2 separate regions of the Homo sapiens genome follow, and region 2 is linked to region 1. A link is a loop called in an ENCODE intact Hi-C map of the cell type or tissue named here. Cell type or tissue: PC-9. All regions are shown on one strand. Each heading gives the region's core, and the rest is flanking DNA. Links, peaks and the distances in the headings are about the cores only.

The links. Peaks named below come from ENCODE experiments on the same cell type or tissue, not always from the same donor. Only the 100,000 strongest peaks of a DNase experiment are listed, where the experiment ranks them.
Region 2: a loop joins it to region 1, with 11 times the contacts of the local background. A loop is called at or near these places in 22 of 110 quality-filtered maps.

Annotation. Positions count from the first base shown.
Region 1 is chr5:72,265,922-72,273,788 of GRCh38, forward strand. The region is part of intron 4 of MRPS27 (mitochondrial ribosomal protein S27); the gene reads right to left. Among named protein-coding and RNA genes, the nearest start is that of MRPS27, 50 kb to the right of the region's middle. In PC-9, for the core only: CTCF peaks have their summits at 3,424 (motif pointing left) and 3,629; a DNase peak (open chromatin) is centred at 3,410.
Region 2 is chr5:72,122,611-72,130,477 of GRCh38, forward strand. All of the region lies in intron 2 of MAP1B (microtubule associated protein 1B), which reads left to right. Among named protein-coding and RNA genes, the nearest start is that of MAP1B, 19 kb to the left of the region's middle. RefSeq lists an enhancer at 1-171. In PC-9, for the core only: no CTCF peak of the experiment used is centred there; a DNase peak (open chromatin) is centred at 3,471; H3K27ac peaks cover 1,292 bases.

The DNA.
Region 1 (7,867 bases), core at 2,414-4,913:
TCACTAAAATGAAAGCAAGATTTTGATTTGAAATTCGTTAATGGTTTTTTCCTCCTATGAAGGTGGTGTATTCGAAATTTGAATACAGATGCTAGAAAATAAAGCTTCACCTAAGATAGTATCTCATAGGACAGAGGAGGGGAAGATATAAGAAAGTGGAAGGAGAAACAATAGGTCTTGGTGGAGTAGACAAAAAAATGAACCAAGCATGATGGGATATTAGAAGTTAATCATGAAGAATAACAGTGAGGCATGATAATTTGAAAGAGCACACATATCCAGATATGCAGCAGTCCCTTTATTTTCACAGAATTGAAAAGACATTCTCAAAGGCCTCCTTCTCTGACTTTTAAGACCCAGACTTTCCTTAGCTGAACCATCCGTAACGTGGTGAAGTAGGTATCTTTCTCCACCTCCCCCAAGGATTGCTAGATATAGTAAATACATGACTGCCCCAACTCCTAGCCTGAGTAAAGGAGTTAAACAGCAATCTTTCTAGGACAGGAATCTAAGTGAAGGCTGCCAAAGTGGCACCATGTGCTTTTTCATGCTCTACGTATCTACTGGCTGCTGGCCCAGTTCCTAGCTACAGGTAGAGAAATAACAAGGAAAATGTTATTGAACTACAGGAGAAGCAGCAAAGAAGATGAAGCCCATGCTGGGCGTGGTGGCTCACGCCTGTAATCCCAGCACTTTGGGAGGCCGAGGTGGGCAGATCACGAGGTCAGGAGATCCAGACCATCCTGGTTAACATGGTGAAACCCCGTCTCTACTAAAAATACAAAAAAATTAGCTGGGTGTGGTGGCACGTGCCTGTAGTCACAGCTACTCGGGAGGCTGAGGCAGAAGAATGGCCTGAACCCGGGAGGCGGAGCTTGCAGTGAGCAGAGATCGCCCCACTGCACTCCAGCCTGGGTGACAGAGCGAGATTTCGTCTCAAAAAAAAAAAGAAGATGAAGCCCGAAATGTGGTTACCACTAGGTTCATGAATCTTTTCTCACAGTAGAAAATATGCTGAATTTTATGGCTGCAGAGTCCCTAAATCTTCCCAAAGTGAGGCTCAGGGCTTCAGAGATGGCTATCTACAGAGCAGTGTCCCTTTGTATCTAAAGTGCTTCAACTTTTCCAGAGCACTTCTACATGTATGAGGTGAGTGATTCCTACACAACTTTATATGTTTATTTTAAAGATAAGAAAACTGAGGTCAGCAATGCTAAAGAATCTGACAAGAATCAGACTATATTCATTTTGGCATAACTATACGGAGTCTTCCAATTCCAATCTAGTGCTTACTGCTAACCACATGACTTCTCTGGACTGATATTCTAAGTTCAACCATGTAATTAATTTGAAACCGCCTAAAAATTTATCCTTATTTGCTCATTAAATAAGTTCATATAACATATGAACAGAGAAAGACAATGTATACACAGTCAGGATTTTAAATGGTATTAATTTGCTTATAGACTTCAGTCCATTGTTCATTCAACAAATATGATACTCTAAGTTCATCTATGTAATTAATTTGAAACCACCTAAAAATTTATCCTTATTTGCTCATTAAATAAGTTCAAACAATGTATGAACAGAGAAAGACAATGTATACACAGTCAGGATTTTAAATGGCATTAATTTGCTCATAGACTTCATTCCATCATTCATTCAACAAATATTTATTGAGGCTCAGCTATGTTCCAAGCACAGCTAAGTTCTGGGAATATAAAATCAAATAAGATATAACCATTACCCTCAAAAAGTACACCTTAGTTGGTGGTTCTCCAGAAATACATTTTGTCCAAAGTAAAAAATGCCTGCAGTCAAAATCAAATTTATGACTGCCAAAGATTCAGATATCAAAACAAATTAAAAAGAATCTGTGCTGCCTTGCAGTAATAAGATATAGAGGTCATTAAGAAAAAAAAAAAGTATGCTCTCAGATGCTGCCTTCCAAATAAATGTTCAGGGAACTTATGTGAATCACTGCAGAATACTTGGCCAAAAAGATCTGCAAGTAGAGCCCAAACAATTACTATTTGCAAAGAAAGGTAATACTTAGAAATGAAAATACAGAGAGAAGAATGATTTTTAGAGGCATTAAAAACTCCTCTCCCAGTGACTCCCAAACCCAACAAACATGTGCACCAAGATCAGCCTCAACAATTCCCCTCCTTGGTTTCAAACCTAAATTCTGTCCAGAGTTGAAAGCTAACTTTGTTTCTTAGGTGGGGAAAGAGCACCCTAAAAAGAAAAAAAAATTATAAGTCAAATCCTTAAAACATAAGAATTATAAATACAACAAACTTAATTTATCATTGCACTGTATCAGAATACAATCTTACCCTCAAAATCATTATCTTTCTTACAATCTTCTAAAAGTCCAGAGGCTTTATAGACTTCTACAAACAAGTAAAAACAAATACTCGGCAACATTTGCATTTATCCTTATTTTTCTCTTTGCTACACAAATGTTTCTGAATAGGAAGTAAAGTGTTTTGGCACCACTGGGGAAGGCGGTATGAACATGCCAGAAATATCAGTGTACTTTCAGGAGGATGAAACATACCAGTATAATTCTGTGATAATTTAAATTTAACCTGCTTGGAGGTCTGTGGAGCTGACAAACAATGTTTTTATAAAATTGAGTGATAATGGGAAATAAGTGCTCCTTCAGGCTTAGAGAAGAACCCCAAACTTCAAAAAATTATGGATCAAGGTCTTCTGTCATTCATTAACTGTTTGATTTTGGAAGTGTTTCCTCTTTGATTTACTTTCTTCTACAAAAGAGGAGCAAACATATCTGCCCTTGGAATCTTGCAGGTCTTATATGAGGATGATAAAAATGAGATGACAATGCACTCTTACATAGATACAAGTGATTATTATTTGACCTTTATTTTGATGTGATCCACAGTATCACTCTAATTGATAGGGGGTCAATTGAACTTTAGAGAGGTTTATTTATTCTCACTTCAATTTGACTAAGTATCTCTGAAGGCAGGGGGTTAGTGTAAACAGCTACTTGTACATCCACTTAAGGAAGCCCATTACTGAATGATGTAAACTAGTCAGTTCTGGGGCTAGCAGCTCAGATGGGGAGAAGGAGGGAAGGGAGGGAATATGCATCTGGTTTTCCTGTATGCTTGCTCTGATTACATTATTTGCAGGGTGCAGTATAATTCAGGATTGTTGCATATGAGTTTTCCTTGTAAAGTGGTTTATTTTCAGCACTGCCAGAAGGTGTGAACAGGAACTAAAATTGGCTGTAGCCACTGTGTACTAAGGTACAAGGCTGCATCTTTCCGAAAAAGGTACTTTTCCCTGATTATCTGTCTAGAAGAGGCAGTGTTTTTCTTGCTTGCACAAAGATGCCCTAAGGCTACCTGAGGTCCTGGTCACATATCTGAGACTTTCAGCCACCATCTCGCCCCCTGCTGGAGAAAGGGAGGAGGAAATGTATATTCAAACAGGTATCTGACTAATATTTCTAAAAATTAATGAGGCTGTTAAACATAGTTTGAGAAAGGAGGATAATGGAGGCTGAGCAAAGAATTGTAAACTTTTTCCTAAATATTAAAACATACTAGCAAGCTATAATAATTAAAACAGGTATGATGCTATTGAATGAAAGGCAGATCAGTGGAAGAGCAGAGAAAATTCAGAGACAGACTCAAACACAAATAAGAAATTAGTAAAATAAAGATAGCATATTATATCATCAGGCAAAGGATGGATTATTCAATAAATGGCATTAGGATAGCTGGGTAGCCATTTGTTTTACACACGTGTGGGGGATATGTGTATGCATGGATTTGTACCTCACACAAATCAAATCTAACTCCAGATGAATATCTAGGTGTTAAAAACAAAAGCATACATTTACTGGAGGAAAACAGAAAAATTTCTTGGGATGGATAATGTCTTTCTTAGTCTAATATAAAAGCCATAAAAAAAAAGATTGATAAATTCAATTACATAAAAAATAAAAATGTGGCCGGGTGCGGTGGCTCACGCCTGTAATCCCAGCACTTTGGAAGGCTGAGGTGGGCAGATCACCTAAGGTCTGGAGTTTGAGACCAGCCTGGCCAACATGGTGAAATCCCATCTCTACTAATAATACAAAAATTAGCCAGGCATGGCGTCACATGCCTGTAATGCCAGCTACTCAGGAGGCTGAGGCGGGAGAATCTCTTGAACCCAGGAGGCGGAGGTTACAGTGAGCTGAGATTGCATCATTATGCTCCAGCCTGGGCGACAAAAGAGAAACTCCATCTCAATAATAATAATAATAATAATAATAATAATAATAATAATAATATTAAAATGCCTACATAGCAAAAACTATCATAAAGCAAAGTAATAAAAAAAGAAAAAATACTCATTAATTAAAGGCTATTCCTTAAATCAGTAAGACAAGACCAATAACCTAGCAGAAAGACAGGATAAGGCAAAAGAAAGTCCATGGAAGTACAAATGACTCTTAAGCACATAAGAATATGCTTGTGAATTTATGAATTAGTTGAGTTAAAAAAAGAACATGCCAACCTCAGTAATAACAATATAAAATAAAACTACATTGAGAAGTCATATCTACTTTAAAATATTAATTTATAATTTAACATCTTCTTAAGAAAACTCCAGGCCCAGATAATACCTTCGGTGAATGCTATCAAGCACCGAAGAAACTCTTAAACAAACTTTCAGAAAATAAAGAAGGGAACATTTCCCAATACATTTTGTGACATTATACAATCCTGACGCCAAAACTACACAAGGCAACATAAGCAAAGAAATTTGGAGTCCAGTCTTACTGACAACATAGTGTTACTGAAAACTTAAAAAATTTAACAAATTAATACTACATCAGGACAATACACTCTTGGGAATTCATCCCAAGAACGCAAGTCTGGATTAACATTTGAAAACTGATCAAAGTAATACATTATATTAAGAAAGTGAAAAAGAAAACTCATGTAATTGTCTATATTTGTAGAAAAAACATTTAACAAAATTCAATGCCCATGTTTGATTGAAAACTCTTAGAAAACCAGGAATGAAAGGGAACTTCCTCAACCCAATAAAGGGCATCTATGAAAAACCTACAGCTAACATCGTTAATGGTGAAATATTAAATATTTTCTCTCTAAGATTGGGAACAAAGCAAAGACATGTCTGCTCCCACTACTTCTATTCAACATTGTATTGGAAGTCCTAGCTAGTGCAACAAGGCAAGAAAAATTAAAAGGCTTGAAATTTGGAAAGGAAGAGTAAATGTATTTCTCGTCACAGATAATATGGTTGGATATGTAGGAAACACGAAGGAATCTACAAACAATTACTAGCATGAATAAGTGAGTTAATCAAGCTCTCAGAATCTGGGTCAAGATACAAAAATCAACTCTCTAGCAGCAAGCAACTGGAAAGTGGAATTTAGGAAAATAATTTCACAAATAATAACATCAATATAACATACTTTAAAATACATTTAACAAGACTTGCAAATGCCTACACTGAAATTTATAAAATATTGCCGAGAAAAAAACAAAGGCAATCTTAAAAAACAAGAGTTAAACCCCGTTCATGTCAAGAAACACTCACAAATGGCCTAGGAATTGCTCTAGATTAAAAGAGACTAATGAGATATGACAGGTAAATATAATGTGTGATCCTGGTTTGGATCTTAGACTAAGAAAAAACTATGTTCATAAAGAGGATTAATGAGACAACTGACAAAATTTGAATATGGACTGTATTATAGTATTGTAATTCTGTTAAATGTTCTGATTTTAATCATTATATAGTAGTTACATGGGCAAAATCCGTAAAGTTCAAATAATCAGTATTAATAAATAATACCCATGAAAGTTAGCTGTCTATCAGTTAATAAAGTCATCTTTCTGCTTCTGAAACTGTTAAAAAAGGAGCACGTGCCAGCCATCTGCTGATATCCAGCATCTGTTGCAGGGCTCATAAAAATTATATATAGGCTCACACTGGGACACAAAACAGCCATCCAACGAATTATTTCTCCTCAAGCTCCAAAGTGCACAATCAAATAGCTCAGGAGTTATTTTAAGCTCTAGTTTTTACATTTTTCCCCTCTAAACAAACAAACAAACAAACAAACAAAGTAAGGATGGTTGCAATGAAACACTGGGATTCCCCCCCCATCTCCTGCCACATTTTAAAGATCAAGAAGTGAGGGTATAGATCAAGGGTTGGCAAACTAAGGCCTATGGGATACTTTAGGTCTGCGGTCTGTCTCTACAGCCTGTGAGCCAAGAATCGTTTTTACATTTTTAAAGGGGAAGAGCCATATCAGGCCTGATACTGTTATCCTTAGAAAGGTCTACTTGCAAGGTTGGCCCTTCACTGGTGTCTGGAAATTTGGATTTTGAGGACTTTCCCACCATTCCTTAAAACTGGTAAGAGTAGCTCATTGTGCATAAACTGTGTGAATAATGTGGTTTATGCTGAACACTTCTTTCCTTCTGGGATTATGGAATTTTGTTATGTGCTAGGCAGAGGATGCCTACATGACCAGCTCTCAGTAAAAACCTTGGACACTGAGTCTCTAATGAGCTTCCCAGGTAGACACATTTCATGTGTGTTGTCACAATTCGATACTGGATAAATTAAGGACATCCTGTGTGATTTCACTGGCAGAGGAATTCTGCAAATTTTTGCTTGGCTTCCTCCAGACTGCCCCTAACCTTTCCCCTTTGCTGATTTCACTTGGCTGTGAGTATGGCTTAGCTGCAAGTACGAGTATAGGCTGTGTCCTGTGAGTCTGCCATGGAACCTGAAGATCGTACTGGAGACTCCTGACACAGAATGGGTGAAGAAAAAAGATAGCAACGACTACAACAGAAACTGTGTGGCCTGCAAAGCCCACATTATTTACTATTTGGCCCTTTACAGAAAGTTTGTCAACCCCTGGTATAAATGAAACAAAGATGGGCTAAGGGTTGAAGGTAGGTATTGACACTGGGTAATGAATACATGAGTATATATACTATTTTGTCTAGTGTTATATATGTTTAAAATTTTCTATAATAAAAATAAGGCAAACTCATTCTAAAACTGTGTATCTTGTGATAGTAATAAATTTATTATTTACATATTAGATTTCTAGTCAACTAGGATCTTATAAGATTATCCAGCATTTTACTCCCATTTCTCCTGAGAAATTCAAGTCTTATCTCATCCCTGGAAGCTACCCTGTTCTTACATGATCACACCTCTCAGTGGATTGATCTAGGGGTAGTTACCTGGCCCAAGTAAATATATAAGCCTATCCTTCTTGCCAAAGTGGACCATCACTCAAGCTGGGCCACTGGTCCGGGATTTTTCGAGAAAGTGAGAAAAAATTAGCCTCAAATATGTTTAAGTAATTTTGTTTTTTAACAAATGTGAAAACTGATTATTTTCTGTGTGGTAAGAGAAGATAATAAAACCCTATAAAGTACAGTCATCCATTGCTTAACAACAGGATACGTCCTCACTCTCTGAGAAATGTGTTGTTAGTGATTTTGTTGTGTGAACATCACAGAGTTTACTTACACAAACCTAAATGGTGCAGCCTACTATACATCTAGGCCATACGCTATAGCCTGTTGCTCCTAGGCTACAAACCTGTACCGCGTGGGACTACACAGAATACTGTAGGCAACTGTAACACAATGGTTAAGTATTTGTGTCTAAACGTATCTAAACATAGAAAAGGTACAATAAAAATATGGGATAAAAGATATAAAATGGTACATCTATATAGGGCACTTACCATGAATAGAGCTTGTAGCACTACAAGTAGCTCTGGGTGAGTCAGTAAGCAAGCAGTGAGTAAACGTGAAGATCTAGGACATTACGC
Region 2 (7,867 bases), core at 2,050-4,549, 140 kb before region 1:
AGACCACCCTAGAAATACCTATTCATCTCACTTTTTTTTTTTTTTTTTAAGAGTGGAAAGGATGTTTTACTCTGCTGACTGTAATGGCTCTCACGCAGTTCCTAATGGGCACTGTGGAACCACTCAGCATAGACAGGCATAGGCAGGAAGGTAGCAGAAAATGGGCTGCCTGGGCCCAGGAGCCATTTTAGGAGATGTCAATAACCCCTCCATTAAACCCAACTAAGTGCGTTCCACGACAGCTGCTAACCAAGGACAGCACCTCATGCTGAGTGTCACTGCTTTTGTCTTCATCTCCAGAGACCAAAGAGAGCTCATGATTTTTGTTAGTAGAGTTTTTTTTTAAAGGTTTTTTTTAAGTATGCAGCAACAGCAAACCATCAAGCAAGCACAGTCTCTTTGCTTTTTCTGCCTGCTTTTTGGTCTTCCTCTGGGGCAGTTTGTTCAGCACCTATGGTAGCCTACTAGAAATAATGGTGGAAGATGAAGAATAAAGCATAAACTAATAGATCACTTTAAAAGTGCCAAGTAATGTTTTTGAGTGCTTATTAATAAGAAAGCAACTGTAAGGGAATATTTGGAAGAATGAAGTATTTCCCACTGTTTATAATTTTGTTGGGAAAATAAGTCATTCACAGCTTTAAAATTCACTGTGTTTCTCAACAAAGAAAGAGAGTTTCTTTTTATTTTTTTAATCTCTTTTTGTTTTTGAGACAGGTTCTCCCCTCTGTCACCCAGGCTGGAGTGCAGTGGTGCAATTACAGCTCACTGCAGTCTCTGCCTCCTGGGATGAAGCTACCCTCTCGTCTCAGCCTCTGAAATAGCTGGGACTACCAGCCTGCCACTATGCCCAGCTAATTTGTTTTTTTTGTTTTTTTTTTAGTTTTTTTTGAAGATGGAGTCTCACTCTGTCGCCCAGGCTGGAGTGCAGTGGTGCGATCTCGGCTCACTGCAAGCTATGCCTCCCAGGTTCACGCCATTCTCCTGCCTCAGGCTCCCGAGTAGCTGGGACTACAGGCGCCCGCCACGACGCCCGGCTAATTTTTTGTATTTTTAGTAGAGACAGGGTTTCACTGTGTTAGCCAGGATGGTCTCGATCTCCTGACCTCGTGATCTGCCCGCCTCGGCCTCCCAAAGTGCTGGGATTACAGGCGTGAGCCACCGCACCCGGCCTATGCCCAGCTAGTTTTTAAATTATTTTGTAGAGAAGGAGTCTCACTCTGTTGCCCAGTCTGGTCTTGAACTCCTGGCCTCAAGCGATCCTCCTGCCCCCACTTCCCAAAGTGTTGAGATTACAGGTGTGAGTCACCCTGCCCAGCGTGAGAGTTCTCTTAATTTGCGAACTGTGTATATGTGTCAGAGAGAGAGAAAGAGAGAGTGTGTGTGTCTAATTCCTAAAGAAGAAAGGGGTGAAAATGGAGAGTATAATAAGCATTGCATTTTGATTGTTCAACCATGGGTTTAGTCACAATGACAAAGGTTACCCAGGTACCAGCACCCCACTCCCAGCTGCAACCCAGGACTAATTAAATGCTACCTAGGCAACGATCAAGTATCCCCAGACATCATACTCCAGGGCTTACCCCTTTTGTTTTCTCGGCTGTGATCTAAGGGTAATTTCTATTGCATGTGAAGTCAGATTTCCTTGGTCTGAGAGAAACGTGAGAAAGTAAGAGGTACTCTGGGGAAGCGCACTTAGTGCACCACAGGGACTGGAGAAATTAACATAAATACAAGACAATAATAATGTTATTTTAATAAACTCTTCTAGGTTAAAGGATTGCCTATAGTCAGGACTGGTGAAATTGATGCTTATAGAAAATGCAACAAGAGCGTCTACATGTGATTTAAAAATAAAAGTAAGTAATTAGGAATGAAAATTGAAAAGCTAGGGTAGTGTTTTATTGAATGTGGCTCCTCTCTGCAGTTGTACCGCACCTCATTTGAAACACTCAAGCTGAGGTTGCCTCTCAAAATTGCTGCCTTGCATTCCTGAGGGGTTAAGACGAAATATGAACATCCTGAGGACTGTCTTTGTTGTCATAGAGGGAAGTCCTCTAAACACGCACTTTGCCATTAATCTGGCCATTTCTTTCTCAATAAAACAGGTTTTCAATGGGAGCTGTGAGTAAACACGCCACTGTTGAGCATTGTGGCTCAAATTCAGATTTCTTGTTGGCTTCTCACGTGGATAGTGCGAGGAAGGAACAGCTATTCCCCTGAGGGAGCAACACGTTTTTAGTGCACCTGGCCCCAGGAACACTGCTCTACATAGATGTGGCTTTTTGGATCCTGAAGTGTATCCATCAATGGGAATGTCACATTTGGAGAAGTTATCCTTATTGCAATAAAATTAAAGATCAAATAAGTTCTGGAACCCAGGCGAACAATGCTTCCTTAGTGCAGAGCCATTTTGAGCAGTTGTCTCTTGTGCCTTTTAAAAACCTCTCACTTGGAAGTTTTGATGTGTGAAAGATGTGAAAACTGCCTAAGAGAATTCTTCCTCTTTTTAATGGAGCTCGATGCCTGTTTAGGGATGATGTAGCAACCGCTTTTTTATCTAGAATTCCAGATAGTTTCCCAGCTCAAATACTAGGAGTTTTTGGTGGTGCAATTCAATTGAAAGTGGTATTTGGTGTGAAGTTCCAGCAGCCCCACAAGATGCTCAAGTGCCTTGTAGTTAGTTTAGTATAATGTGCATATGTGTTTGTGTGTGTGTGTTTGCATACATGAGAGAAAGAGAGAGAGAGAAAACCTTATCTGTTCTCATCTATTATAAAGGAGACAATCCTTTCATTTTATATGGTATCTCCTTTTGAAGGTGTCCTGTTAGTGTCCTATTATCAGCCAATCTGTCATTAAATATTTATGTTCCTGCAGCAAGGCACAGTTCAGTTCCTAGCTCTGCAGGCCATAAGAAGACTTGTAAGTAAATCCTGTCTTCAGTTGTTTACAATTGAGTATGGAAATAAGATAACTAATGAAACAAGCCAGTCTATAATAAGTGCCAAATGAGAATTTTGCAAGGAGGTCCTTCTGTAAATTCTATTTGTTCAGGCTATTTTAAAAAAATCTGTGTGCATAAAAAAAGCATTAAAATAATATTATCCATGCAAATTGGGGCATAAATGCAACAGATCCTAATGCACTGAATCATCTTTGTGACCAGGGAATTTTGAATCCAGCCTGAATTAAAATATTTCCTAGTTTGGAGCTACATTTTAGATTAAGCCCATTAATTCAATGATGAAGAGTTAGAATCGATAATTTAAGAATTCACCCTTCTGAAATCATGTGAGAACAAAACTCCTGACCTGGATGTATAAGCTTAATTTCAAGATTGTCTTTATCTTTGAGTGCTGGAAAATTGTCCATTGGCAGACTCTGAAGACACTAGGGAAGAGATTGTGAAAGTGAAATGTTTTAAGGAAATAAATGTGAAGTAATTGTTTCACTGCCCTGAGGCTAGAATGGGTACTTTGGAGAGTGTCTGATTCAGCTGTCCCTGTGTTGAGGGAAGCAGGGAGGGGACACCAATTGCAAGCTGCTTTCCAGGACCCTTCCCCCTCCGGAGAGACCAGGAAGCCTGACCTAGTGCAGCAGCTCTGGGCCACACCTGAGAGCATTGTTGCCCATGGTGCTCCCTGAAGAGCTGCTGTCAGTCCTTTCCTTTTCTGTAAAATAAAGGGATTAGGCTAGATCAGGTCATCTTAACTTTGTTCTGCCAGCCATTAGTTCTGCAAAACATTAATAGTCAGTGGAAAAGAATTTCATGGTGACTTAAGTTTGAAAACTGTGACATACTCCATCTAATTTTTTGAGGAGGCATAAATTGTATGTGTATAAACTTGTTCAATTTTGTCTAACCATACATTTCCTTAGCCTATTTGACTAGTCACTTCTATCACCACTCTCTCCCATGGATCTAGATTCCTGTAAAACACAATCTGGGAAAGGATGGATTAAATGATTGCTGAGTCCCTTCCAGTTTTTTTATTCCATTATTCTATGAATTTTTACTAAATTGTCTCATCACTCGTATGTAGATGGGAGCTTGTCTTACTTCATTCAGCTTACAATGGCTTTTAATCCAGGCTTTAAAATATCAATGAAAGAATTTCATTTAGAAAAAACTGCCTGTCCCATCCATGAGTATTCTTAATTTTAGGAAAGATGCACAGCTTTATGACACTCAGGCTGATTTCCCAGTTTGGGAATTCTTGGCCCTGGCTTTTCCCACCTGTCTTTACCTTGCAGACAAACCAAACAAGACAAAATTTAATCATGTTTGCACAATGTCAAACACTTGCATAGAGACTATCCCCAAAGTCAGCTCATGGGTGTTTTATCTTCACAGTGCCAAATAGGAAATAGCTACATATGTTTCCCATTAAAATGAGAATTTCCATGTTGGTATCTGGTGTTGCATTGAGCTTCAGGTTAGCTGCTTATTCACTGATCTTTGGAAGGAGGCTGAAGATTGAACCTCAAGAGTTCTAGGGATTATCTGCAGGTTGAAGGTGTTAAAAGTCCCAGGCACATTGTTTGTTATCGCTAACTGCGGATGGCCTGAATTTTAATAAGCATGGTCAACTGTGCATATCTTGTCATGTGAACTACCAATTAGCACACCATAATTTAGCAAGTTAGTACATGCAGATATGAACACCCTTGGGAAGGAAGCAATTTTCGAATCAGATTATTACTGACAGTGTACAATTTACATGCAGGTAATCATTATCAGAAAGTCATGATTATCCAGAAGGAAAAGTGATTTTTGTGGTAATATATCTTTGAATGGCTGTTGATTTTTAATACCTTTAAGGTAAAAACTTCAATTTGTTCCATCCCTAATTTGATCATATTTGCAAAAAAGTGTTAATTCACTCATTAAAACCTAGGCGTCTGATGGGTACAGCAAACCACCATGGCACGTGTATACCTATGTAACAAACCTCCACATTTTGCACATGTATCCCAGAACTTAAAGTATAATTTTAAAAAAGTTAAAAAAAAACCTAGGTGTGATATTATGTGTTTACAACAAAGCTTACCAAGTATTCTAAAATAACAGAAAGAAATAATTTATGTACAATAACAACATTAATGATAATATATCCATGGATAATACGTTTTGGTTAATCAAATATTCTAGCTAATTGAGAGTTGCCAATAATCCCTCGTGGGATTATTATTTTTCAAAGTTGTAGAATCCAATAATACAGTCATTTCTTTTACACAAACACCTAAAATTTATCTAGAATTAACTTAGAATTTCCTAAACCAAATTTATACATTAGCCCAAGATATACTTAAATTATTTATAGAAGACATGAACTTACAAATCTGTTGTTTCTTCTCCCACCCAAATAGAATAATATCTTCAAAGACAGTCTTTTTTTAAAAAAGGACATATTGTTCCCCTTAGGTAGATACTGGCATTTTATTGAAATATAGTTCAAGAGACATGCATTCAGGCAAGATGAGTGCACACCGTGCTACCTACTTGGAACCCAAACTCAGAACAGTAGAATTGAATCTTCCTTGGAAGACTCAGGAGGAAGATCATCTCTCTGTGCCTCAGGGTCCTCATGATGAACCTATTGGTAATTATACTGTAAACATGAGGGTGTGCGGATTAGTAGCGATTTCTTATCACTGAATCATTAGTGAGCAAACTATTTATTTTGAGGTGGTGTCCTCAATACTAATATGATTGTGCTTCAATATAGAACAAGGAATATCCCTGGATGTTATAGTCCTTCTGAAAAAGAGTCATTGATTGCAGATATTGTTTTAAAAAAAAAAAAAAACACTCAAAACTGCTACAGAGAAAAAAGAAAGTGTGAAAAAAGAGACCATGGCTATCTTCTAGGTTATTCGAAGAAAATACCTGAGTTTGCAAGTATGCACTAGCTCACTGCATTTGCACTGTCCTGATGTGCATACAGTGGGGTGCACCCGCCTCTAAGTCCCAACCATTTTTTTCTTTCTACTTCCTGTATCCCCTTGCCTATGAAAACATAATTTTTATTTTATTTTATTTTTTGAGAAAGGGTCTCACTCTGCGCCCAGGCTGGAGTGCAGTGGCACCGTCATGGTTCACTGCAGCCTTGAATTTCTGGGCTCCAGTAATCTTCCCACCTCAGCTTCCTAAGTAGCTAGGGCTGTAGGCACATGCCAAGGCAAACAACTAATTTTATATTTTCATTTTTAAATTTTTGTAGAGACAGGGCCTTGCTAAGTTGCCCAGGCTGGTCTCAATCTCCTGGCCTCAAGCAGTCCTCCTGCCTTGGCCTCCCAAAGTGCTGGGATTACAGTGTGAGCCACTGCATTTGGCTGAAAACGTAATTTTTTAAATAGACAATTGCCTTCTCTGTTGCACCATCTCCCTCCAAATAAGCTAATAAACACAAGAATCCAACCAAAAGGTAAGAGAGATGAGAAGTGAGATTTTTTTTAAAGGCTTAATCACTTGTGCTTTAAGATTTATCTGGAATATCTTTAGATCCTAGGAAGAGACAAGGTTGTCTAGCTAATTGTGTAGCCATTTACATGTACATATGTAATTGTATGTGTGTGTGTATGTGTATGGCTTTGTTTTTATATTGTATCAAAATGTATTTCGCTTTTCAAGAAGCATTAGAAGATCCAAGTAAATAGGGCCGGGTGTGGTGGCTCACGCCTGTAATCCCAGCACTTTGGGAGGCCAAGGTGGGCAGATCACTTGAGATCAGGAGTTCAAGACCAGCCTGGCCAACATGGCGAAACCCTGTCTCTACTAAAAATAGAAAAAATTAGCCAGGCGTGGTGGCAGGCACCTGTAGTCCCAGCTACTCGGGAGGCTGAGGCAGGAAAATCTCTTGAACCTGGGAGGCAGAGGTTGCAGTGAGCCGAGATTGTGCCACTGCACTCTAGCCTAGCTGACAGAGTGAGACTCCGTCCTAAAAAAAAAAAAAAGTAAATATCTGTTGATGAAAAAACTGACACTTCCTATGGGTTTACCTCCTTTCCTTCCGTTGTTTTCTCTTTGGTATCCCTCACGCGTTTTCCCCTCTCCGCTGCAGTCACCTATTTCCCACTTGTTTTTCTTCTCTCCTTCTTCTTTTTCTTATTGTGTCCTCCCTGCCACCAGTCACAGGCTTGTGGTCTACAAATAATGCTGGTTTGGGTTTATTTTAAAACATCTAACATGAGATCAGTGCCTGCTTTTTAAAGAAGCATTACATTATGTATTAGTTATACAAATTATTAGACAATGTCTTATCTTTATTTTATTGTTTTACACATAGAACAGAGACTATTTGGAGCCTTTGGAATAACATTCCAGCGTATAAATATAAATGAAATAGTTTGGCAAATTAACTCTCTCCAGGGGTCATCTAGAAATATGATTCTGTCATCAGATAGAAATTCTATTGCTAGAGTCCTTTAGCCAGCAAATGGATTTTCTATGCTTGGTGAGCAAATTCATCACAAATTTGAAGCTAGTTACAAATAAAATAAAATAAAATAAATTAATTAAAAAGAAATTTTAAAAATCCCAACTTACAGTTTAAAAAGAAGAAAAGTGGAAAAAAAAAAAATGAACAAACAAAAAGACGAAAGGGCTTAAATTAAATAATCATAGGGATACATTGTTTAATCTTTCCGAATTCTAACTTTTCAGAAATGGCTTTTTCCCAATGTCAACTGAATCATAAGAAAAAAGGAATGCAATTATCTTTTAACCATCGAAATAGGGAGGCCTTAGGCTAATTAATGGCCCTTGATAAAGAGCCTTAGAATAGTGCCAGGCATGTGGGCTTAGTATGTGTATGACAATGAATGATGAGGTGTCATAGGCTTGAGAAACTAAAGTTAGCGC